Regions from separate parts of the Homo sapiens genome. Here all the other regions are linked to region 1. Evidence: chromatin loops called from intact Hi-C (ENCODE). Cell type or tissue: endothelial cell of umbilical vein. All regions are shown on one strand. Each heading gives the region's core, and the rest is flanking DNA. Links, peaks and the distances in the headings are about the cores only.

The links. Hi-C counts contacts between places; a loop is a spot of excess contacts. Peaks named below come from ENCODE experiments on the same cell type or tissue, not always from the same donor. Only the 100,000 strongest peaks of a DNase experiment are listed, where the experiment ranks them.
Region 2: it touches region 1 in a loop (6-fold over the local background); 2 of 110 quality-filtered maps call a loop at or near these places.
Region 3: it touches region 1 in a loop (1.9-fold over the local background); 2 of 110 quality-filtered maps call a loop at or near these places.

Annotation. Positions count from the first base shown.
Region 1 is chr3:104,624,065-104,632,451 of GRCh38, forward strand. It overlaps LOC107986108 (a long non-coding RNA gene), which reads right to left. Exons shown (of 4, transcript XR_001740831.1): 4 at 6,417-6,515. Among named protein-coding and RNA genes, the nearest start is that of ALCAM, 740 kb to the right of the region's middle. In endothelial cell of umbilical vein, for the core only: a CTCF peak has its summit at 4,318 (motif pointing right); DNase peaks (open chromatin) are centred at 4,347 and 5,177; H3K27ac peaks cover 1,253 bases.
Region 2 is chr3:104,902,553-104,910,939 of GRCh38, forward strand. It overlaps a transcript of LOC107986108 not described here. Among named protein-coding and RNA genes, the nearest start is that of ALCAM, 460 kb to the right of the region's middle. RefSeq lists an enhancer at 1,751-2,305. In endothelial cell of umbilical vein, for the core only: no CTCF peak of the experiment used is centred there; DNase peaks (open chromatin) are centred at 5,149, 6,799 and 7,299; H3K27ac peaks cover 4,132 bases.
Region 3 is chr3:104,980,998-104,989,384 of GRCh38, forward strand. No RefSeq gene overlaps it. Among named protein-coding and RNA genes, the nearest start is that of ALCAM, 380 kb to the right of the region's middle. In endothelial cell of umbilical vein, for the core only: no CTCF peak of the experiment used is centred there; no DNase peak of the experiment used is centred there.

The DNA of each region.
Region 1 (8,387 bases), core at 201-8,200:
AGATTTCTTCAAATACCTATTCTGTCTCATCATTGCCCTTAAAGTACTCCTGCTTTCAATAGTTCTTAGACTGCAGAAGCAAACTTCTAATAGGTATCCCTAAGCTGGTTTTACCTTTTTCTAGAACATTTGGCAAACAGCTCTTGATCTAATTATTCTAATAAATCAATATGATCATTCACTACTCTGCCAAAAATTCTTAAATGTTTCCCATCTGTGATGGTTAATATTAAGTGTCAATTTGATTGGACTGAAGAATGCAAAGCGTTATTTCTGGGTGTATCTGGGTGTTTCTGGAGATTGCCCAAAGAGATTGACATTTGAGTCAGTCGACGGGGAAAGACATGCATGCCCTCAGTGTGGATGGGCACCATTCAATCAGCTACCAGCGTGGCTAGAAAAGCAGGCAGAAGAAGGTGGAAGGAGCTAAGTTGCTGAGTATTCAGGCCTTCATTTTTCTGCTGTGCTGGATGCTTTCTACCCTCAAACATCAGACTTAGTTTGTTTTTTTTTTTTTAATTTTGGACTCTTGGACATACACCAGTGGTCTGCCAGGGGCTCTCAGGCCTTCAGCTACAGACTAAAGGCTGAACTGTTGTCTTCCCTACTTTTGAGGTTTTGGGACTCGGACTGAGCTACTACTAGCTTCCTTGTTCCTCAGCTTGCAGATGGCCTATTATGGGAATTCACTTTGTGACTGTGTGAGTCAATTCTCCTTAATAAACTCTCTTTCGTATATACATATATCCTCTTAGTTCTGTCCCTCTAGAGAACTCTAGCTAATACACCATTCTTATTCTAGTATATAATGTCTACTATTCCAGCTTCACTCCTTACACTCTCCCGTATGGAAGCAATGATGATATTACCAATATTTCCTAGATGGTTTTCATTTTATCCTCCAAATTTTAAGTGTATACTATTCCTACTTTCTCCTTCAAAAAAGATGAGGAGGAATGGCCCATATTTTCTTGTTTTTCACCCATGACAACTATCATTTCCTCTGGGCGGCTTCTCAGGTAAAGTTAATTGTTATATCTATTTGTCCTATGGACTATATAGATAACTGTATCTATTACTTAGGATATTATACTGACGTTATTTGTTTGTAGGTCCATCTTGCCTTTGGAGGAAATAGTACAAACTGAGACCTGGATTTGAATTTTAGCCTTTCATATTATCATGTAAGTTCTATGAAAGTTTATTTCATCATTTGTCAAATGGGAGAACAGTAGTCTTTATGTATGGCCGTTCATGATTAAATGATATGATGTCTAAGGAAACTAACAAATGATGGATATTATCAGTAGCTAGCAATCATTGAGTGCTTGCTCAACAATAGACACTATCCTAAGTATCTTCTAAATTTTTAAAACAATCCTAAGCACTTTATTATCTTAATCTTAAAAATGAGGACCTGAAGCAGAGAGAGGCTAAATAATTTGCTATCATATTTATTAAAGTATATTTGTCAGGATTCGAACCCAAAGGCAGTATGACTAAAGAAGAGCATATGCTCATCCAGTAAACTCTTAAATGTTGGCTGCTCAATATTGGTATATTAATATCAGTTTAATTATGTAGGTTTAATTAGTATAGGTTTACTAATATAGGTTTATTCATTTTTCAGCCCATCTTTTCACCATATATATATATGTGTGTATTTATATACACATATATATGTATGTATGTATGTGTGTGTTCATATTTACTTCAAATAAGGACCAAGATTTATTTATTCTGTTTCATCTCTATACCCCTAGCAGTTAGCACATGACTAGAAGAGAGGAACTACCAAATACATGGGGTTTAAATGAATGTTCCTGTGGGAACGCATTGTTTAATGAAAGCAGTCTTAGTTACAACATTGGAAAGCCAGTGTTGTGGGGCCTAAGCCCAAAACACAATAGCAAAGGACCAATTTGTGTCAGGGCATGTTTTAGGCAGAATTTTTAGAGAAGTGTGATTAATAGGCAGAGAACAGGGTCAGCCAGTGTCATAGGGCATGGCTGATTTAGAAGTTTATCAGCAACAAGGTACATGATAGGCTGAGATATAGTCAGAAATACGGGTCACAATCACATCAACTGAACAGACATGTTGATGCTTAGTAAATGGATAAAGTCATGGTCAGAGTTGCTGACTGGGACAATGATGGATCGAGGATCAAGACAGCAACAGAAACAGTTCCTGAGAGTCCTCATGCTCGGAATGGCATGTTCTCCAAAGATTGATGTTCCTTTATTTGTTACTTATCACATTTTCTCATATATTTTCTACTTGCTGAAGAGGAAGAAAGGCAAAGTGTAAATTGAGGGATAGGTCACTTCTGATGTCTAAGCTGGGTTCCCAAAAAGCAGAACCAGAAACAGAGATCGTTTTCAAAGTGATTTTTTTTTTCTGAAAATACTACCAAAAGAATTGGAAAGAGGGAATTAAAATAGGTCAAGAGCTAAGTAAGTAAGAAGCTAAGTAAGAAGAACGTGGACTCAACTAGATACTGGCTACTGTATAACCTCACGGAATTTGCTTTAGAGGACAAAGAACACCACAGTGTTAGTCCTAACTTGAAGCGAGTCTGTCATCTACATCAGGCAGTATTGAACTGAAGGTGGCCTTAGCATGAAGATTGGAGGAGTGTAACTTCTTGGGCTAAGTGGTTTTTATCAGCAGAGAACAATGCTCTAGGGGAAGAGTGGCAGCTATGAGCAATACAGACCACTCTCAGGGGCTGGAGGCTGAATGAGCTGCCCTGGCAAAAGGAAAAGCTGGCGGTGGAGTGGTGATGGTGGCAAAGGCTGTTACAGCACTGTTTATCATGTTTCACATTAGAAGAGACACAGTCACTCATTATTTTCTTTAGGCTCCCAAGCCTCCATCAAAACATACCAATAGCTGTTCGTTACATTATTATATTCTATCTCCTTAGCTTCTTCCCTCTCTTTTGTCTTAACAGCCAATTTTACAGACTTTGGTCACGCCCTAATACTTTCTATTGCGTTTCATCGCAATAGAAATACTGCTGACAGACTATTAGTCTAAAATGCAAGGAATATTATGATTCCAGTGACTTCAAGTATTTTCCATAAATTTCAGGATAATACATTTTGCAATACAAGTATACCAGCAATACCCAACTACCTGTGACTCTCCAACCAACACTCTTTTCTTTCTGCATTTGGGTTTGGCCTGGAGTTCTCTCTGCCCAGCTCTGCTTCTGGCTAGCTCTTTTCCAAATGTCTTGTTTTATAACAGAATTTATCTAATTAGTGTAACCTTCTTTGATAGCTTCAGGCAAATTTAGGAGCTTTTCCTTCTATGTCCCTTTTATATTTTCAGGGTACCTTATAGCACTTAGCATAGATTGTTACGATTTTTCTGGTATGTCGTCTTTCTCATTAGACAGTAAGCATCTTAATGACACTAACTGAATCTTCTTGTCTTTAAATCAACAATGTCATACAGTCCCTGTCACATAGTAAACTCTCATACAACAGGTGTTTAAAGGGTGAACCAATAAATGAGAGGACATTTGATTTAAAGCCTTCTTCTTGTCACTTACTACTCTGATTATTTGAGTAGACCTTTTTTTATTGTTGGTAACCTAGCATTTTCCCAAACCCACACTTCTCTATTCATCGGATGGATTTTGTTTAGCACAGAAAGAGCGTGCAGTGGCAAACAATTGAGGAGGGGGCTTACATACCACCAATGGATACTTAAAGAAAGATGCTCTAGGCCGGGCACAGTGGCTCACGCTTGTAATCCCAGCACTTTGGGAGGCTGAGGCGGGCAGATCACAAAGTCAGGAAATCGAGACCATCCTGACTAACACTATGAAACCGCGTCTCTACTAAAAATACAAAAAATTAGCCGGGCGTGGTGGCTGGCGCCTGTAGTCCCAGCTACCGGGAGGCTGAGGCAGGAGAATAGCGTGAACCCGGGAGGCGGAGCTTGCAGTGAGCCGAGATCGCGCCACTGCACTCCAGCCTGGGCGACAGAGTGAGACTCCGTCTCAAAAAAAAGAAAAAAAAAAGATGCTCTAAAAAAGGTTATGATGTTATGATGTCTCTCAAGTTCTACTAAATATAATTTTTTTCTTTTTAGAAATTTTTTGCACACCAACATGGCACATGTATACATATGTAACGAACCTGCATGTTGTGCACATGTACCCTAAAACTTAAAGTAAAAAAAAAAAAAAAAAAGAAATTCTTTTGTTACATAGGTCTCTCTTAGGGAGACAGGCAGTCAGATGAGGAAATGCTTCTGAGTTATCCCAGTTCACTGTGAAGTGGATAACATTCTTAGGCCACTAGGGGGCTACAGGTATTCATTCACTCTGGGAATTTGTTTTCTGAGTCACTGCTTCATATACTAAAAAGATGAGAGAGAATTGCCAAAATACGTAAGAGGGGAAGTTTAATAAATTACATTTCATCCATTCTGGACATCCTTAGAAATAACACTTTTTCACTTGAAATTAGAAGCCAGCAACGTTTTGTCTTAAATCAGTCGTTGGACAGTGAGAACAAAAGTTTTGGGATAATCGAGACCTGGATTTCAGATCCATCTCTGTCACTTACTAGCTGAGTTACCTTTGAAAACGGCCTACTCCTTTTTGAGCCTCAGTGTACTCATTTGTAAATCCAAACCATTTTGAGACTAAATGACAAAACAGTTTAAAGTGTCAAATGAGTATAATAAATAACATGTACTCAATACATGTAAGCAATTTTGATTATTATTGTTCCATACCAAAGAGTTTACAATATGGCCCAGAAACAAAAACAGTACAAATGGCCTAAGATTATATTAGTAAGAGTAGTGTATACTCTCAATGTGGCTTGCTTTCTTCCCCTTCTGGTAGCTTTTCCAGGTGATTAAATAGGGACTTGTGTCCATTAAACAAAAATAGCAAGGGAAGAAGAAGAAACTGCATCCTATTTCACAGCCAACTACATGGAGACAGAAGTCACAGAGATGAGGTAGACAGTGGCAGGCATTAGAGAGAACAGGTTGAAACCTAAAGCCTGCTACAAGTAAAGAAACATACCATTGAAAGTTTTGCAGTTCTTGTAAATATACAGTGTATTGGGAGGTCTCACTCTTCCCTCCCTCTTATGATAGGTCTTGGAAAAGTTTTGTGGAAATGCAATCCCAGAGTGATTCATATCTTAACCACTTCCATTACTCATACAATCCATTCAGTTAAGGTACAGTCACTGAACAATTATTTTTGTGCTATATAATGTTCCAAAAAGGGGTCAAGATATTTAAAAAAACTTTATTCATTTAATAAATTGGCGTATTCCATAATCAGGTACAATATTAGGGGACAGAAGGATATAGTAGCCAAAAAGACAAGTGTAGTCTCCACACATATGCAAATTATAGCAAGTTAAATAGAGACATGCAATAAACAGAAAGTCACACAAATGACCAATTATTTGTACTTGTAGGGTTATAAGAGCCAAGTGGGAGGGCATAAAAATTAATTATGAAAGTGGGAAGGTGCCACAGGCATACTTAACCAATTTCACAATTTGCCAACGGCTAACTTTTGCTAAGTCTAATACAAGGCTTTGATTTTACATTTGATGAAATTTCCCAACATGCTCCTATGATCAGCTCAGGGAACAGACACTGCCCTAAGAGTGCCTGTTATTGACAAATCTTTGGTCTTCTTTCCAGAATTATCAGAGTTTGGATGAAAGTGAGAAAATAAATTTGTGGGGACTTGCTCCTCGAGACAGGAGAGACATTTTCAGTTGAAGGAATTTGTTCTGGGATTCCAGGGGAGAGTTCAATCCTTTCAGGCTGGTATAGCCATAGCCAGTTCACCTTCATGCTTGAGGCTCCAAAAACCCAACCATATTTAGCTGAATGATAATGGGGGTTGTATGAGTTTATTCTTGTGTTGCTATAAAGAACTACTTAAGATTGGGTAATTTATATACAAAAACATGTTTAATTGGCTCATAGTTCTGCAGGCTGCACAGGGAGCATGGCTGGAGAGGCTTCAGGAAACTTTCAAACATGGTAGAAGGCAAAAGGAGAAGCATGCACTTGTTCTCATGGCAGGAGGGGAAGCATGCACTTATTCCCATGGCAGGAGGGGAAGCATGCACTTATTCTCACGGCAAGAGCAGGAGGAAGAGAGAGAGTGAAGGGAAAGGTGCCACACACTTTACAACAACCAGAGTTCATGAGAACTCACTCACTATCACAAGAGAAACAAGGAGGAAGTCTGCCCCTGTGATTCAGTCACCTCTCACTAGGCTCCTCCACCAACACTGGGGATTAAAATTTGACATGAGATTTGGGTGGGGACACAGAGCCAAACCATATCATTCCACCCCTGACCCCTCCCATACCTCATGTTCTTTTCACATTTAAAACACAATAATGCCTTCCCAACAGTCCCCTAAAGTTTTAACTCATTCCAGAATTAACTCAAAAGTCCAAGTCCAAAGTCTCATCTGAGTCAAGGCACATCTCTTCCACTTCTGAGCCTATAAAATAAAAAACAAGTTAGTTAGTTCCAAGGTACAATAAAGATACAGGAATTGGGTAAATTTTTTTGATCAAAAGGGATAAATTGGGCAAAACAAAGGGACTACAGGCCCCATGCAAGTTTGAAACCCAGCAGAGCAGACCACATGCAAGTCTGAAACCCAGCAATGCCAGCCTGCGAGGGTGAAACTGCCCAGGGCCTTAAGAGTTCACCTGTTGCATCAGTGTGGCCTGGATGTGAGACATGGAGTCAAAGTAGATAATTTTGGAGCTAATCTTAAAACTCCAAATCTTAAATCTCCAAAATAATCTTCTGGGCAGCTTCACCATTGTGGTTCTGCAGGGTACAGGCACTGCAGCTGCTTTCACAGGCTAGCATTGAGTGTCTGTGGCTTTTCCATGTGAGTAGTGCAAGCTGTTGGTGGACCTACCATTCTGGGATTGCAGGATGGTGGCTCTCTTCTTCCAGCCCCACTAAGCAGTGCCCCAGTGGGGACTCTGTCTGGGGGCTCCAAATGCACATTTCCTTTCCACACTGCCCTACTAGAGGTTGTCTATGAGCACACTGCCCCTTTAGCAGACTTAAGCCTGGACATCTAGGCACACTGCCTCTTCAGCAGATTTCTGCCTGGACTTCTAGGCATTTCCATACAGCCTCTGAAACCTAGATGGCGGCTCTTAAGCCTCAACTCTTGCCCTCTGCACACCTGAAGGCTTAACACCGCATGGAGATCTTGGTGTTTTCTGGCTTGCAGCCTCTGTAGCAGTGGCCTGAGATGTGTCTGGGGCCCTTTTAACCATGGCTGGAGCTGGAACAGTTGGGACACAGGGCACCATGTCCCAAGGCTGCACAGAGCAGTGGGGCCCTGGGCCTAGCCCATGAAAGCATTTCTTCCTCCTGGGCCTCCTGGCCTGTGATGGGAGGGGCTGCAGTAAAGGTCTCTGAAACGCCTTGGAGGCATTTTCCCCATTGTCTTGGCTATTAACATTCAGTTCCCCTTTACTTATGCAAATTTATGCAGCCAGCTTGAATTCTTCCCCAGAAAATTGGTTTTGGTTCTGCATAAACTTCAAAATTGGTTCTGTAGGCTGTACAGGTAGCATGGATGACTCAGGAAACATTCTGTCATGTCAGAAGGCCAAAGGGGGACTAGGCATATCTTTACATAGCAGGAGCAGGAGGAAGAGAGAGAGTGAAAGGGAAGGTGCAACACACATTACAACAATCAGATCTCTTGAGAACTCACTATCATGAGAACAGCAAAAGGGAAGTCTGCCACCATGATTCAACCACCTTCCACTAGGCCCCTCCTCCAACACTGGGCATTAAAATTTGACATGAGATTTATGTGGGGACACAGTGCCATACCATATTAGAAGTCTATCTTAAAAAGTCTGTGGTTTATAAAGAGATCCTGTGAGGAGGCCATACAGTACAGTAGAGTGACAGAGGGTAGAGTCTCTGATGGGAAACTGCCTGAGTTTACTCTTGACTGCCATTTACAGATGATAGAATCATGGGCACGTCGCTTAACCTTGCTATGGCTCATCTCATGAGCATCATTTCATATACACATTTGGAATAGACCTCAGAAGGTTGTTGTGAGAGTTAAATGAGACAAAACATATAACACACAAAAATGTCCTCTGTACATGGGAAATGCCTGCTAAACATTAGCTATGTTTTTATGTGTAGGTGTATTACATATATAAAACTAATGAATTTCTTTTATGTTATAAGAATACATTTAAATACAAAAATCTCCCTTCCCCAAACCTACTCGTTGCTCTTTTCTTTAAATTAACGTCTTGTTAATTTGCCCAAACCCTAAAGCACAGTACTTTCCTCTGTCCGTTTTCTTTCATCTTTT
Region 2 (8,387 bases), core at 205-8,204, 280 kb after region 1:
TAGAATTAAAAGTGATTTAAGCACCACCATTACAATACGAGTATTCTGAACCTTACCATAGTTTTTATCTTTACAGTCACTTTATACTTTCGTATGTTTTTATATTTTTAGTTAACATCCTTTCATTTCAACTTGAAAAGCTTTCTTTTAGCATGTTTTTTAAAGCAGGACCAATGTTTATAAACTACCACAGCTTTTGTTTTTCTAGGAAAGTCTTTATCTCTTTTTAATTTCTAAAAGAAAGCTTTACCACGTATGGTATTCTAGTTTGGCAAGGATTTGTTTGTTTGTTTGTTTTTTAGGTAATTTGAATACATTATCCAGTTCCCTGCTGGCCTGCCTGCAAGGTTTCTGTTGAGAAGTCTCCCTATAGTCTCATGAACATTCTTTTATATATGATGAGTAGCTCTTATCCTTCTGCTTTAAAAATTCTCTTTTACTTTTGAGAATTTGATTATATTGTGGTTTGGTGAAGATTTCTTTATATTTAATCTATTTGGGGCTAGTGTCTTCATGGATCTGGATGTGCGTTTTCCTCCCCAGATTTGAGAAGTTTTTGTTTTTAATTATTTAAATAACCTTTCTACCCCTTTATCTTTCTCTGCTCCTTTTGGGACTCCTCTAATATGTTCATTCATCCACTTGATGCTGTCCTATAGTTGTGTTGGGTTTCTTCACTTTTTTTGTTGTTGTTGTTACTCTGCATGACTAATTTAAATGACCTTTGAGCTTGCTGATTCTTTCTTCAGCTTGGTCAAGTCTGCTGTTGAAGCTGTCTATGACGTTTTTCAGTTCTGTCACTGTGTTATTTAGCTCCAGAATTTTTGTTTGATCCTTTTTTATGATTTTTATCTCTTTGTTGAAATTTTAATTTTGTTTGTGTGTTTTTTCTGATTTTGTGTATTTGTCGATGTGTTCTCTTGTAGCTCACTGAGTTACTTTAAAATAATTATTTTCAATTTTTCATCAGGTTATTCATAGATATCTTTCTTTAGGGTCATTTATTAGTGCTTTATTTTGTTTGTTTGGTGGTGACATTTTCCCCTGGTTATTCATTGTCCTGTGGCCTTGCATTGATGTCTGCACATTTTAAGAAGCAGGCAACTCATTCAGTTTTATTACTAACTGGCTTCAGTAGAGAAAGCCCTTTACCATTCAGCTAATTCAGATATTCTGGGTGAGCCCATGTTTCAGAGGTCACAGTTAGGTTTAGTGTTGGAGTCCTCAGGTGAACCAGCATAGTCCCTGTGTTAGCAGGTTGACAGGCCTGATGCCTGAGTTTACTGAAGTGGACCTGCAGCATGGGTTTATGTGGCCAGGCCTAGTGATTGAGTCTGTAGTGGTGGGCCCAGATTTTAGATACACAGGGGATAGCCGGATGCTGGTTTCCACTGGGGAGAGCCTGCAAAATGTGTCCCTGGGGGCAGGTCTGGAGGCTATGTTCACCAGGAGGGTACTTGCAGCCTGCATTTGTGGAGGCCAGCCTGAAGCCTGGGTACACAGGGTCCCACCAGTGCTGGGGTGGCTTCTGAGCCTGAGTCCAAGGGAGCTGGCTTACTGTTCATTCAGACCTGGTAGTTAGGTCTATGAAGATGGGCTTGGTTGTGTGTTTGCAAGGGCTGGTCTGGAGCTTGGGCCTGTAGGGTGGCCTTGTGCCTGGGACTTTTGGGTCAGTACTGGACATTGGGTCCATGGGAGTCAGCCTGGTGCTGGGGTCTCCTAGGGAATACCTGAACCCTAATTCAGCTAGAGCAGGCCTGACTTTGTGTCTGCTAAAGCTTGAAGCCATGGGGGCTGGTCTGGAGCCTGAAGCTATAGGGGCCAGCCTGGTGCCTGGGCTGAGGGTGCTGGCTTGGTGCTGGGGGCTGGCCTGGAGCCTCAGTCTGTGGGGATTATCCTAGGCCCTGGGGCCTAGGGGGTAGTCTGGGCCTAGGGGCTTACTGGGTTTTACCCAGTTTACTGGGGCTGCCCTGATGTTGGGGACTGCAGTGAAGTCAGGTGCTTACTTTATTCACCTTCTTCCACAATAAGGGCATATCTCTCCATGCTTTCTGCCCTGGCTTAGGAGCAGAATGACATGGGTAATGTACAATTGTTCTTCTTACCCTCTTTAATGCATGTCTTCATGTTTCTGTGCTCTAACCCAGTGCTGTAATCTCTCATCTGGATTCCTTCATTCTTAAGAAGGTATTTCACATTTGGATAGTTGTTAAAATTGATGTTTCTTTGAGGGAATAAACAATGGACTATCCTGTCACATCACTGCTGATGTCACTCTCCAGAAAATTATCATTTTAAATAGTCTTTCACATCTCTATATTAACATGAACTCAAAATGGTAAAATATGGACAATTTTGATTCTGTATTAATCACAGAGCAGGAAGAGAACTTAGACATTATGCATTTCAATTTTTTTTTTTTGCATTTCAATTTTCTACTTTCTTCTTCAATATATTTAGATGAACATCAACTGATACTCACTTTTATTATGGACAGTATAAAATAATGGTTAGCAATGTAGGCTATGGCTTTGTGGTGATTCCTACCTTTGCTAACTTGTTCAACCTTAGATAACTTATTACTTTACTTTTGAAATATTAGACAAATAACTTATTTAATGTATTTTCCTCATCATTTCCTTATTTATAAAATGGAGCTTATAATAGTACCTACCTCACTGCTCAATAAGACATTAAATGAGTAAAGCACTTAAAACCATGTCTGACTTATGGTTAATTCTCCAAAATTTTTAGCCATTATTAAAAATGTACCTTGTAAATTCACAAGGTAACCCAGTAATTTGTTGAATACTTTTTCATATGGGAAACTATTCTATATATTGTGTCAAACCTGCCTGACTGGTACTTTGGTCCCATTTATATTTTCAAAGGAAGAAATCTAGTGTTTTTTTATTTTTTAACCTTATCATGCATAAGTAGAAAGCAGTACTCATGTCCACTCTCTTTTGTGTGTGTAGGGTGAAACAAATCTAGTTCTTTATTATTTTTTGAAATTCTTTAGCATTCTCTCTGCCTTCCTCTGTTTAAGTCAAACTCACCAATATTCTTTAAACATAACATTAGGAAACAATATGGAAACATATACCCATTTATCAGCATTTTATATTAGAAACCCTGTCTACCTTGATCTACATCTGCTTAAGATTGCATTGGTTGTTTAAATACACATCATATTTTTAAAATTTTTATTTACTCATAAAATCAGAAAATAGAATATCAGAATTAGAAAAGACTTTAGACAGAAAATTATTCAAATCCCATTTTTACCAATGAAGAAATAACAACAGGACTAAAGAGGGGAAATTATTTTAGTACAGTTATTGAGCTCATTTTCCTAGTCTTGGTGGAGCCAGGACCAGGTCCTCAAGTCCAAAATCTGCAGGTCAGTATCTTTACCTCAGTGCCAAATTTAATCAAGTGCTAGTCTTCTTGTTGAGAGGCTCTAAAATTATACACAGTTGCCACAGGAAAGAGCACTATTGAGAGGTGACAGCGTGCTGGCAGCCCTCACTCGCTCTCGGCACCTCCTCCGCTGGCTCCCTCAGCTTGCAGGGAGGTGTGGAGGGAGAGGCGTGGGCGGAAACCAGGGCTGTATGCGTGCTCTAGGACCATCACGAGTTCCAGGTGGACATGGGCTCAGCAGGCCCCACATTCGGAGCAGCCAGCCGGCACCTCCAGCCCCAGGCAGTGAGGGGCTTAGCACCTGGGTCAGCAACTGTGGAGGCTGCGCTGGGTCCCCCAGCACTGCCAGCCCGCCCACACCACACTTGAATTCTCTCCTGGTCTCAGCTGCCTCCCTGTGGGGCAGGGCTCAGGACCTGCAGCCTGCCATGCCCAAGCCCCCCGCGGTGGGCTCCCATGTGGATCAAGCCCACCCAAGGGCTGAGTAGTGCAGGTGCGGCACAGGACTGGCAGGCAGCTCCACCCGTAACCCTGGCATTGGATCCACTAGGTGAAGCCTAGTGGGCTCCTGAGTCGGGTGGGGACCTGGAGAACTTTTATGTGTAGCCAGAGAATTGTATATGCACCAGTCAGCACTCTGTGTCTAGCTCAAGGTTTGTAAACACACCACTCAGCACCCTGTGTCTAGCTCAAGGTTTGTAAATGCACCAATCAGCACTCTGTGTCTAGTTAACCTGGTGAGGACTTGAAGAACTTTTATGTCTAGCTAGAGGATTGTAAATGCACCAATCAGCACTCTGTGTCTAGCTCAGGGATTGTAAATGTACCAATCAGCACCTTGTCAAAACGGACCAATCAGCTCTCTGTAAAACGGACCAATCAGCTCTCTGTAAAATGGACCAATCAGCTCTCTGTAAAATGGACCAATCAGCAGGATGTGGGGGTGGAGGGGACAGCTAAGGGAATAAAAGCAGGCTGCCCCAGCCAGCAGCTGCAACCCACTCAGGTCCCCTTCTGCACCGTGGAAGCTTTGTTCTTTTGCTCTTTGCAATAAATCTTGCTCTTGCTCACTCTTTAAGTCCGTACTGCTTTTATAAGCTGTAACACTTACCACAAAGGTCTGCAGCTTCACTCCAGAAGCTAGCGAGACCATGAACCCACTGAGAGGAATCAACAGTTATGAATGGGAGGAACGAACAATTCTAGACGCACCACCTTAAAAGCCGTAACACTCACCGCAGAGTTCTACAGCTTCATTCCTGAAGCCAGAGAGACCACGAACCCACCAGAATGAAGAAACTCCATACACGTCCGAACATCAGAAGGAACAAATTCTGAACACACCATCTTTAAGAACTGTAACACTCACTGCGAGGGTCCGTGGCTTCATTCTTGAAGTCAGTGAGACCAGGAACCCACCAATTGGCTGGACGCGGTGGCTCACGCCTGTAATCCCAGCACTTTGGGAGGCCGAGGCAGGTGGATCACTACTAAAAAATACAAAAATTAGCTGGGTGTGATGGCGGACGCCTGTAGTCCCAGGTACTCGGGAGGCTGAGGCAGGAGAATGGCAGGAACCCAGGAGGCGGAGCTTGCAGTTAGCCAAGATCGCGCCACTGCACTCCAGCTTGGGTGACAGAGCCAGACTCTATCTCAAAAAAAACACACCAGTTTCGGACACACTATGACTGTTAGAAATCTCTAGCATGGGCAAAGGAAAGGGAAGTGGTGACTCGCTTACCATGTATGTATTATTTTTAATCTGAATTCTTCTTAATTGAGATCATTCCTATACTGAGATTAAGCAATTGATCTTTCTGAATCCAAATGAAGAATTTCACTTTACATTTACCAAGTTAGGAATTACTAATTTTAGTCCATTATTCTAGTCTGTTGATCTTATCTCACATTTTGATTCTGACACCAAATATATTTGTTATTCCTTATATTTATAGGACATTCACAAATTTGATAAGCATAAACACTACATTTTTATCCAAAGCACTCGCTAAAATGTAGAACAAAGATATTTTCATACTTTAATAATCTCTAATATTTTTCCTAAACCAGAACGGAGAGCAAATATTGTTCCCCATACCTAGGTTATATCTAATGGCAATTAAGGAGCAGGCCAGAAAACAGTCCTATGCTCAGCCACTACAGATTTCTTTTAAATGTGATTTCATGAGAATATGAATATGAAGAGAATATTAAATATACTTGCCTTAGAAAAATAACATTATTTATTCAATATAAATGAGTAGAAGAGGCCAGGCGCAGTGGCTCACTCCTGTCATCCCAACACTTTGGGAGGCCGAGGCCAGCATTTCATCAGGTCAGGAGATCGAGACCATCCTGGCCAACATGGTGAAACTCCGTCTCTACTAAAAATACAAAAATTAGCTGGGCGTGGTGGCACGTGCCTGTAATCCCAGCTACTTGGGAGGCAGAGGCAGGAGAATCGCTTGAACCAGGGAGTCAGAGGTTGCAGTGAGCCAAGATCACGCCACTGCACTCCAGCCTGAGGACAGAGTGAGACTCCGTCTCAAAATAAACAAACAAACAAATAAATAAATAAAAACAAAAATAATAAAAATAAAAAATAAATGGATAGAAAAGATATGTAAGTAGTTCCAAGGAGGGAGTATATAGAAAAAAAAAATGTTCATTGAAGATGAAGGCAGTAGAAAAAGAATATAGACTATTTAGACTATTTAAAAACTTTAAAAAAATTGAAAACATTTTATAAATCATCACAAAAATATGAATTAGACCAAAGAACTAAATTGCAACCCTGAAAAGGACTCTACATTTCTCTTCAATATTACACAGGAAAATGCCCGAAACCTTCAGGCAGCTTCCTAGCTGCAAAGTGGGGCAGGTCACAGCAAGCCCCCAGTGCTTACTGGCCAGTTCAAAACACTTCACTCCTGGGACCAGTAAAAGAGTAAGTTGTGAATACTGAAGCACTAAACAGCATGACACCTGGCTGCCCAGGAAACATTTTATCTGCTATGCCTAAAAGGCAGCTTGCTTATGGGTCTTTAAAAATCCGTACTGGCTTCTCACTGCTATTAGGAGGAAATGAATAAGCAAACCAAACTAAACTTTAGATTCTTTCTCCAGTACCACAGAAGCAAATACTGGGACTCTTTTTTTATAAATCTTTTTTATAAACTGGGTCCTGACTTTTCCATCAGTGTGCCTGTCCCAATACTAAAAGAAATTTTATTTTGAAAAAGGCAAAAATATACATAAATCCAAAATACCCTTCATGTTATGGGAGGGATTGTTATGGCAGCCAGCACCTGGGTGTATATACACAAGAGGCCGTTGCAGTTGTGCATATTTCTACTGCTCAGTCAAGGCAAACAGCAACCAGCTGGCTGTGACTAGCTCAGACTAATAAGCATAAAATCAACATAGGCTGATCCAGGCTGAATATCAGCATCTGTTATGCCATTGTCTCTGCTGATATGTCTGACTGAGCAGAAGGAAGAGCCAAATAGACAGCCTGCTATGAGGCAGAACACAACATGAGGAGCTTCTAACCACCTGCCAAGTTTTTGGTGAAGGAGCAATGGTGAGGAGACTAGTCAAATCCACAGAGAAGGTGCCTCATATGACCCTATAAACTCTGCTTTCTTTTCCAATCAGGTTTTCCCTTCTGCATTGCTTTGGGGTACTTTTAAACAAAAGGCAATAATAAAGAGCCATTGATGAGTCAAGAATTACATTAAAGATCAAGAATCATAATATCATTTTATGTTTCATTTCACTCACAAGAGACAGCCAGATGAGCAAATATAGCCGACCATGTGCTACTGCAACAAATGCTGAGGCATCCCTCTGACGTGAGCCAGTAATATTAAAAACATCAGTTATGGGGAAAACTTACCTCTCACCTATTCCTTCCTCAAGCTACTGTGGTTCTGCTCCTCAACTTGGCTTTGTCCCTGGGCATATGCACCACTTCCTGTCACTTCAGAAGCACTCAGAACATTAACATTACGCTCAGGCTCCTCTGATGCTTGATTACTCCACAGAGGAAACTACTCATCTCTCGAGAGGAGGGACTCTTAAATCATAATTTAAAGGCCAAGGTTGAAAACTGATGAAGAGGAAAAACAAATGTTATTTTTTCCAATCTTTCTTCTCTAATAGGCACGCCAGATTAGGGTTTTGAAAATACTATCTTCTCTTAGTATTTGTCCAATGAAATAAACTGAAAATCACTTGTCATGTTTTAATAGGATAATACTCTCTGAGTTCTACAAAGCATTTTTTTTTTTTTTGAGATGGAGTCTTGCACTGTCTCCCAGGCTGGAGTGCAGTGGCGCAATCTCGGCTCACTGCAAGCTCCGCCTCCAGGGTTCACGACATTCTCCTGCCTCAGCCTCCCGATTAGCTGGGACTACAGGCACCCGCCACCACACCCAGCTAATTTTTTTGTATTTTTAGTAGAGACAGGGTTTCACCACGTTAGCCAGGATGGTCTCGATCTCCTGACCTCGTGATCCGCCTGCCTCAACCTCCCAAAGTGCTGGGATTACAGGCGTGAGCCACTGTGCCTGGCCTCTACATAGTATTTTACAAAAAGAGTGTGAGTGTGGAAGTTTAGTGATTTTTAAAATGGTATTTCAGGCCGAGTGTGTTGGCTTATGCCTCTAATCCCAATACTTTGGGAGGCTGAAGTGGGAGGATTGCTTGAGCCCAGAAGTTTAAGAACAGCCTAGGCAACATGGCAAAACCCCATCTCTACAAAAAAATTACAAAAATTAGCCAGGCATGGTGGCGGGCACCTGTTGTCCCAGCTACTTGGGAGGCTGAGATGGGAAGATCACCTGAGTCCGGGAGGTCAATGCTGAAGTGAGCTATGATTGAGCCATTGCACTCCAGCCTGGGTGACACAACAAGAACCTGTCTCAAAAAAAAAAAAACAAATGTTTTAAAAGTGTGACCCA
Region 3 (8,387 bases), core at 205-8,204, 360 kb after region 1:
CCTCATAGGTTGGTGCCAGGTACGCAAAATGTTGCAACAGCTTTGGAAAATAGTTTAGAGGTTTCTGAAAACCTTATACAAGGGAGTACCATATGACCTAGTAGTTCCACTTCTAGGTATATACCCAAGAAAACTAAAAATTTATCTCCACCCAAACACTTGAGTGGCATATCCATATTATAGAATATTACTCAACCATAAAAAGAAATGAAGTACTGATACATGCTACAACAACAATCAAATTTGAAAACATTACGCTAAGTGAAAGAAGCCTTGGACCAAATGTCACATACAGTATGATTCGTTTTATCTGAAATGTCCAGAATAGACAATTCCATAGAGACAGAAAGTAAATTGGTGATTTCTAGTGGCTGGAAGACGAGGAGAAGGAGGAATGACAGCTGATGGGTAAGGAGCCTCTTTGGGGGTGATGAAATGTTCTGAAATTACAGAGTGGTGCTGTCTATGGAACTTTGTGGGAAAAAAAAAGCGTGTTTTGTTTTTTTTTTTTCTTTTTCAGACAGAGTCTCGCTCTGTCGCCCAGGCTGGAGTGCAGTGGTGCGATCTCGACTCACTGCAAGCTCCGCCTCCCGAAAAAACCCTGAATTTTACATAATAAAAGGGTGAATTTTATGATATGTGAATTATTTCTCAGTAACACTGTTTTATTTGTTTGTTTTTGAAATGGAGTCTTGCTCTGTTGCCCAGACTGGAGTGCAGTGGCACGATCTTGGCTCACTGCAACCTCTGCCTCCCAGGTTCAAGTGATTCTCCTGCTTCAGCCTTTTGAGTTGCTGGGATTACAAGTGCACGCCACCACGCCCGGCTAAATTTTGTATTTTTAGTAGAGACGGGGTTTCACCATGTTGGTCAGGCTGGTCTCGAACTCCTGACCTCGTGATCCACCTGCCTTGGCCTCCCAAAGTGCTGGGATTACAGGCATGAGTCACCACGCCCGGCCTTGTTTTGTTTTTAAAGTCAAGAAAGAAATCATGAGATGAAAGAATCTCGTCTTGATCTGGACATTACATAAGTATCAAGCAAAGTAATTTTTAAATGAGGATTCTTTCTCTAGATTGCTGAAAATAATATATAGCTTCCTGATAGTGGCAAAGACTGTTGACTAGTCAATAACTTAATTTCATCTTATTTTAGAATTTAAAAAAAACACAATTATTATTTGGGACCATAATGAGTGAGCTCTGACTAGTCATAGAAAGGAAAGCAGTAGTGAGGTGTACTTTTTTTCCACTCTGGCCCAGACAAAGCTCTCATGTAAGGTCCTGCGTAATCTTTACCATTCATTGGCTTAATAGAAACAGGCACAAAGAAAGCCATATGGTGAAGATAGCATAGTTACAGTAAAAGGGGCTGACATAATGAAACAATTACAAGAAAGCCTCTCAGAAAATCACTAGCATCACTCCAATATTTAAATAAGCTAAAACTAAACTTTTGTTACATTTTCCCACTAAGATATTGGAGTTTACCCATTACTCCAGGTAGTACTATTTTTTGTTTGTTTGTTTTGTTTTACTATAAAACCATTCTTATTAGGGAGATTCCAAAATTAGTAAAACAATTACAGGAAAATCAAAATAATCAATCAGAAGCATTACATGGAGACAATTCAGGTAAAAGAGTTAGTATTCCAGAAAGAAAATGAGACTGACTCTTTGAACAGTCATAAGTGTCTCCCAGCATTCACTATATAGAATATAAACAAAAATAAGCAATTGACCGTTTAGATGGCAAGTTTATCATTTTAGCTTCTTAAAAACTTTCAAAATGAAATTTCTTACCATAATTGGTAGTAATATAAATTTCTATCACCTTAATTTTTTGATAGGAGAAATTGTTAAAACTCTAATTTGCAAATACTTGAAGCCAGTTTTACAATTTGCTTCTTCCTAAATTCTTTGTTCCAGTAAAACTTAAATATTTTATGTTTAGTTCTACAAGTTCAACCTATAAAAAGCAAAGACAAATTACTATACCTATTCCCTTCACACAGGTAATTTTCAAAATTACAATCCAATATATTTAATTATCTGCAATTACTCTGAAATTGTTCTTCAAAAATAAAATGCATTATTGTAATAGGAAATCATACTTCAAATTTGAGAAGGGAAATTGCATCAGAAATGTTTATCGTTTATATTTGATTTATTTGAGTACTAAACTGTTAACCTAAATTACACATTATATATCATGAAAATTGAGGTGTAGCCTAATTCTATTCAATTGTTTTGGATGGTTATCATGAAAGCCTGTGGCAGTTTTTTGCAGTCTCAGATAAAATATATCATTTTAATGGTGAACAAAAAAATGTGGCAAGGCCATTTTGATGCAGAGTTATTGATATTTAAAAAAAATCAACATCAAACAAGTGGGGTTTTTTGTTTTTTAATTATTAAAATGTATACACATCAAACTTCCATGATCCACATCCTATTAGTGATTACTCCCTAACCCTAAGCCTTAAGGTTAAGACTTAAGTATTGACTTAGAGTTGTGTTTAATGTTGAGCAGAGGGTTAGGAATGGGATAAGGATGTTATTTATTCACATTACTTGTTAATAAGAATGCTTAAAAGTCTAGTAACCCAACCACATCCATTAACTCACCTTGGAGCCTCTACTTTCAAACTTATTCCAGGGAAGACCACTTTTCACCACGTTTACTCCTCATTCTTGATCTACTTCCCATATTTTCTTTTCTGAACTACTATAAAAGCATCGTAATTTATTGTCTTGCTTCAATCTTACCTGCTGCAGCAAATCAACATAGAGGGTCCTTTAAATACATAAATTAATTCCAGTACCTTTAATACTCAAAATAGTCCGCTGACTTCCCACAAACTTGAAAAGAAGCCCAAACTGGATCTTGATGTCAAGGCCTCACTGATGATGAGAATAGGGTCACTGGCTACACCTCTAACCACACCATCTACGGCTCTTTTCCTTCTTTATTCTAAAAGAGCCACACTGGCCTTCTTACTGTTTCTTTTTTTAAACTGCTTTATTGAAGCAAACATTACATACCGTAAGATTCCATCCTTTTTTTTTTTTTTTGAGACAGGGTCTCATCATTCTGTCACCCAGGCTGGAGTGCAGTGGTGCCAGCATGGCTCACTGCAGCCTCAACCTCCAGGGCTCAAGAAATCCTCCTGAGTAGCTGAGACTATGGGTGCACGCCACCATGCCTGGCTAATTTTCTGATTTTTTGTTAAGATGAGGTCTCACTGTATTGCATAGGCTGCTCTTGAATTCCTGGGCTCGAGTGATCCTCCTACTTTGGCCTCCCATTGTGCTGGGTTTACAGGCATGAGCCATCATGCCCGGCCCATTCACTTTAAGTGTACATTTGTTTTAGTAAATTTATACTATTCTGCAAATATTAACTCTGTCTTGTCTTAGAACACTTCCTTTATTTCAAAAAATTTATCTTGTGCTCATTTTCAGTTAATTATTCTCCCACTGACAGTTCCAAGTGACTGCTGATATGCTTTCTACATCTCTAGTTTTCCCTTTTGTGATAATGGAATATAACAGAATCATACAATATAAATAAGCTGTTTACATCTGGCTTCTTTCATTTCGCATAACATTTTTGAGGCCTGTCTATGCTGTAGTATATATGTCATTCATTCCATTTTATAGGCATGCTACATTTGTGTATCCATTCACCGCTTTATTGACCTTTGAATTTTCTCATTATTGCCTATTTTGAATAATGCTCCTATGAACATTAATATCCAAGTCTTCGTATGAACATATATTTACATTGTTCTCTAGTAGATTTTATTTCACATTCAATAAAGTTCCTAGTTATCAAATAGTTATGTGACATGTGTATTTAACTTTTTAAGAAACTGCCAAACTGTTTTTCAAAGCAGATATGCCATTTCACATTCCCACCAGCAATATATGAAAGTCCAGTTTCTCCACATTCATGCAACACTTGATACTGTTAGTTGTTTTCATTATAGTTATTCTAGTGAATATATATGGTATTTCATTGTGGTTTAATTTATGTCTCTCTAATAATTACTTAGGTTTAGAATCTTTTTATGTATTCAGTTACCATTGGTATATCCTCTTTGGTAAAGTGTCTGAAATATTTTGCTCATTTTTTGAAAACTGGATTGTTTGTCTCCTTGTTATTAACTCGTACGTGCTCTTTGTACATTTTGAACATGCAGTTTCAAGCACATAAAATTTTGCAATTATTTTCTATTCATCTGTAGCTTCTCTTCATGTTCTTACATTTTATTAATTGCATTTTTTTTAACTTTGAAGAAGTCTTCACTACTTTTTGAACAAACTAAATGAGACTTAACTTCCTTACTCTTCATTTTGCTGAAAAAGCTCTGTCTCTGGCTCTCACTCCCTCATTTTCTTCAAGTCTCAGCTCAAATGTCACTTTCTCAGAGAGTTCTTTATCTGATATGCTTTATTTTGTGGACATTAGTGCTATCTAACCAACATATTTAGGCTTCCCCACTTCCTGGGTACCCTGTGGTTGGGTAGAGCATGCGACTAGTTTTGGGCAATGAGTTACAAGTAGAAATGAGACATGTCACATTTCCCGGTTCTAGTCCCTCCAGAATTTTCTTTTCCCTGAAGCACAATGACAAACAACAGTCAAGGTGGTGCCTGTTTCTTCACCCTGGGTCTATGAGTAATTTCAATAAGCAGAGCCCGGTGCTCTGTTTATACCAATGTACATATGGTATAAACAGGAAAAAATCTTTGTTTATAAAGACAGTAAATTTTAGAGGTGTATTTGTTACCACAGCATATTCTGATTGACATGCCTTCCTGAATAACTTTCCTATGGAAATTCTCTATCCACTTACACTGACCTAGAACCTGACATATGTCTGCCTTGCCTTCCAGCACAGAAATTCTATTAAGGTAGGGATATCGTTTGATTCACTGCTATACCTGTACACCTAAAACAGCCTTGCACATAATAAATACTTGTGAAATATATGTCAAGTAAAAATATGGCCTAACATCAAGAAAGATGTGCTAAATTAGACATATCAAAACAAAACATAGTCTTTAAAACAACATGCAAGAATATTGCCAGATTTTATTTTCTTCTGATTGTTTGTTCAAAGCAGCAAAGTTTGATTGTATCTAGAATTGGACTTCCATTGCTAAAAGTTTTTATCTTTGATAAAACTTATAAATAAAACACTAAATGGAAAATTATTTAATTCCTCTAAGACTGCTACTCTAGGCACTCTATACATTGCTTGCTAAGTGGAGAACTTGGGCCAATGCTTACAAATGTAAACACCTATTAGTCTTGCATTATGTTTTAATCAACACTCACCAAGGAATTATATTCTTAGCTAGACATGGCAAGGCATGATTTTACCTTGATGTGTCAGCATTTCTATTTATCTATTTCTTCATAGCCTGCTAACCCCCTCTGTGTCCCATATCAATTTGTAATAGATTGATCATGTCAACTACTCTTTTCCCCCTTCCATTATAAATGAGTGTCTTGACTAGACCAGAGAAGGAATATAGACGTTGCTGTTGTATAAAGTTAAGACCTCAACCTTATGCCTATTCCGACCATAGTCACATACGACCTTCCCTCCTCAGGACTGCACACTTTAGGCACAATCTTCCTGCACTGATCCCCTCCCATGAACCTTGGCTCACTTCCTCAGTTTCATCATATATTGGCTCAAATTTGTCCTTCATTACAGGCAATCCCTACTCACTCTATGTCAAATTTAAAACCATCCTCATTCTTGACACAACTTAATACCACTTCCTTATTTTATTTTTCTCTTTAGCACTTATTTTTATTTTTCTCTTTACTATCTGGTATGTTATTTCTTGAATATTTAATTATTTATTCTATAATCACTGTGGAGAAAAAGATATCTGAATTTACAAATATTTGCATCTCTCTCTTTTTTGAACATTATGCCTATGTCATTGCCTGGTGCATTGTGAAAAATGAATACATATTTGTTGAATGAATGAACCAACTTACTCTAATAAGGACTAGGAATCTCCCTGAAGGAGTGGACAGAGAAGATGAGGACAAAAGGCTTTTTACAATGATGTCCAGGTCTATACAAATATTTTTAATATACTGGGATACCCTAACAGAGGAAAAATTGCAGTTTATATTGAGCAAAAACTCATTATAAGGAAAGATACTATGACAAGGACTAAGAACATGATTCAGTGACAAAGACTGAGATTAGCCATCAGTGGTAGTTGTGCTTCAGCATAAAACCCACCTTGGTTATCAGTAGTAGCTCATGGATATTGAAAGAGGTGCACCACACTTATATATATAACACTTAGAGCACTTATGAAGCTAAAGCTTCCCCCTCACTTCATTAAAACTACTATGAGCAAGTCAAGCCTCCATATCCATAAGTGGTATCTAGTATCAGTGACAGGTGGCTGATTTTAAACTCTACCAGCACCAGATCTGTAGAGATGCAACAGAACTATATTCCACCACTACCTGGGTTTTGCTTCATAAAGGAAGAAATGTTATGGCTTGTGTAAAATTGATATTGCAGAGCGCACACCTGACTAACTGTGAAAGTGACAGAAAAATTCACCATTGACTATTGGCATTCTGAAGCTCAAGTAATCTTATTGTGCAAGCCCCACGGAAGAGTAATGAAAAAGGCAAATTCTCCTTCCCACTTCTTATTTGTGACAACTAAATATACATGACTGAAGCACAACAGTTGGTGTCTGGTTCCACTGGCACTGGGAATGTTTTCTTTCGAGATATACACATATGTACAATATATAAATATGGGTGGCAATTGGTAGTCTTAATGATGGAAACAACATTCTAGCTGAGGGAGCACTTCTGTGGAATGTTAGAGACTCCTAGTATGATTATCTACACTTAGCATCAATGAACAATAATCAAAACAAAACTGCAGGCATTCAAGATTCTTGAAATTACTTGAGGAAAAAAACCTCTGGAATAAAAATCAGTATCCCTTCAATCATGGAGAAAATGGCAAAGAACTTTTTATATTTGGAAGTCAAAAATGTCGCCACCAACTGGTGAAATACAATAGAAATCACAACAAATTCTCAGGGATCTATGCTTGAAATCTCCCTCTCTTTCTCTGTGTGTGTATATATATATGTACATATATACACACACATACTCACGTATATATACACATATGTATATGTATATCTATATCTATATATATACTTTTAGAGATGGGGTCTTGCTCTGTTGCTCAGGCTGGTCTTGAACTCCTGGATTTAAGAAATCCTCCTGCCTTGGTCTCCCTAAAGGGATTATAGGCATGAGCCATCACACCTGACCTATAGTTTATATTTTAAGCATAGGGTTTTTATGAACTAAATTTTTATAACCTGGCTGCCATCAATGCTAACTTTCCACTGTACACATACAGGCAATATAAAATTTTAAGACAGCATGATCTTCAGTTTAGTACTGGAAAATATATTTGTACTTATTATCTATTTTCTTCAGGAATGGTTGCAAAATCTTGTCTGCTGTGGCATACGGGGTCGTGGCAGGAGGCTTAAAAATATCCTGAAGTTTTGGATCGGAAAATTAAGACTTCCAGGCAAGTACCATTATGTAGTCTTCCTCACTGGAGAGAAATTATTACTGCAATAGCTTCTATGCCACAGGCTATTAAATGATGTCACTAAGTGTTCCAGTCATCAAATTGTTTTCTGCTTTATCATTTAATTCTGTGTTTGTTAGTCTGGCACAGAAGAGGAGAAAGTAATATTATTACTTACCTCCCCTCTCAATTGGGATTCATCCCCCATGCTGAAATCTACACCACCACTATTAATGATTATACCAATACAGAGCAAAGTATAGTCAACTCAGAGTTTCCCTTGTATGGATACTCTACCTTGAAGACAATCTAGATAAATTGTAGCCATTCAACCAACCTGATTATTTCTAGGCATACAGAGTTAATTTCCTATTTTTCTCTGCCCTATTCTTGTATGTGCAAACTCTAGCCCCTTGAAAATGCATTCAAGAGTTAAAGTTACATGACATTGGAATGAGATTCAAATGTAGACTACAGAAGACCTCAAACTCAAATGATTGAGTAAATCCAAAGTCGAACCAAAAAATCTGGAGTCTAAAATGCCAGAGGGAGATTTATGCAGTCACCACATCCGACTCACCTACAGGGCAAGGAAAAAAAGGATTTCGTAAAATTTTTCTAAAGATGCAAATAAAGAGTGAACATACTTTTTAAAAAATATGAGCTGTTTCTTCAATGTGATTTTATTAAGAGACTGAACTACTGTTGTGTATAGGGATGATAGTCATACCAAAGAAATCCAAAAAGAAAGAAATATGATTTGGGAACT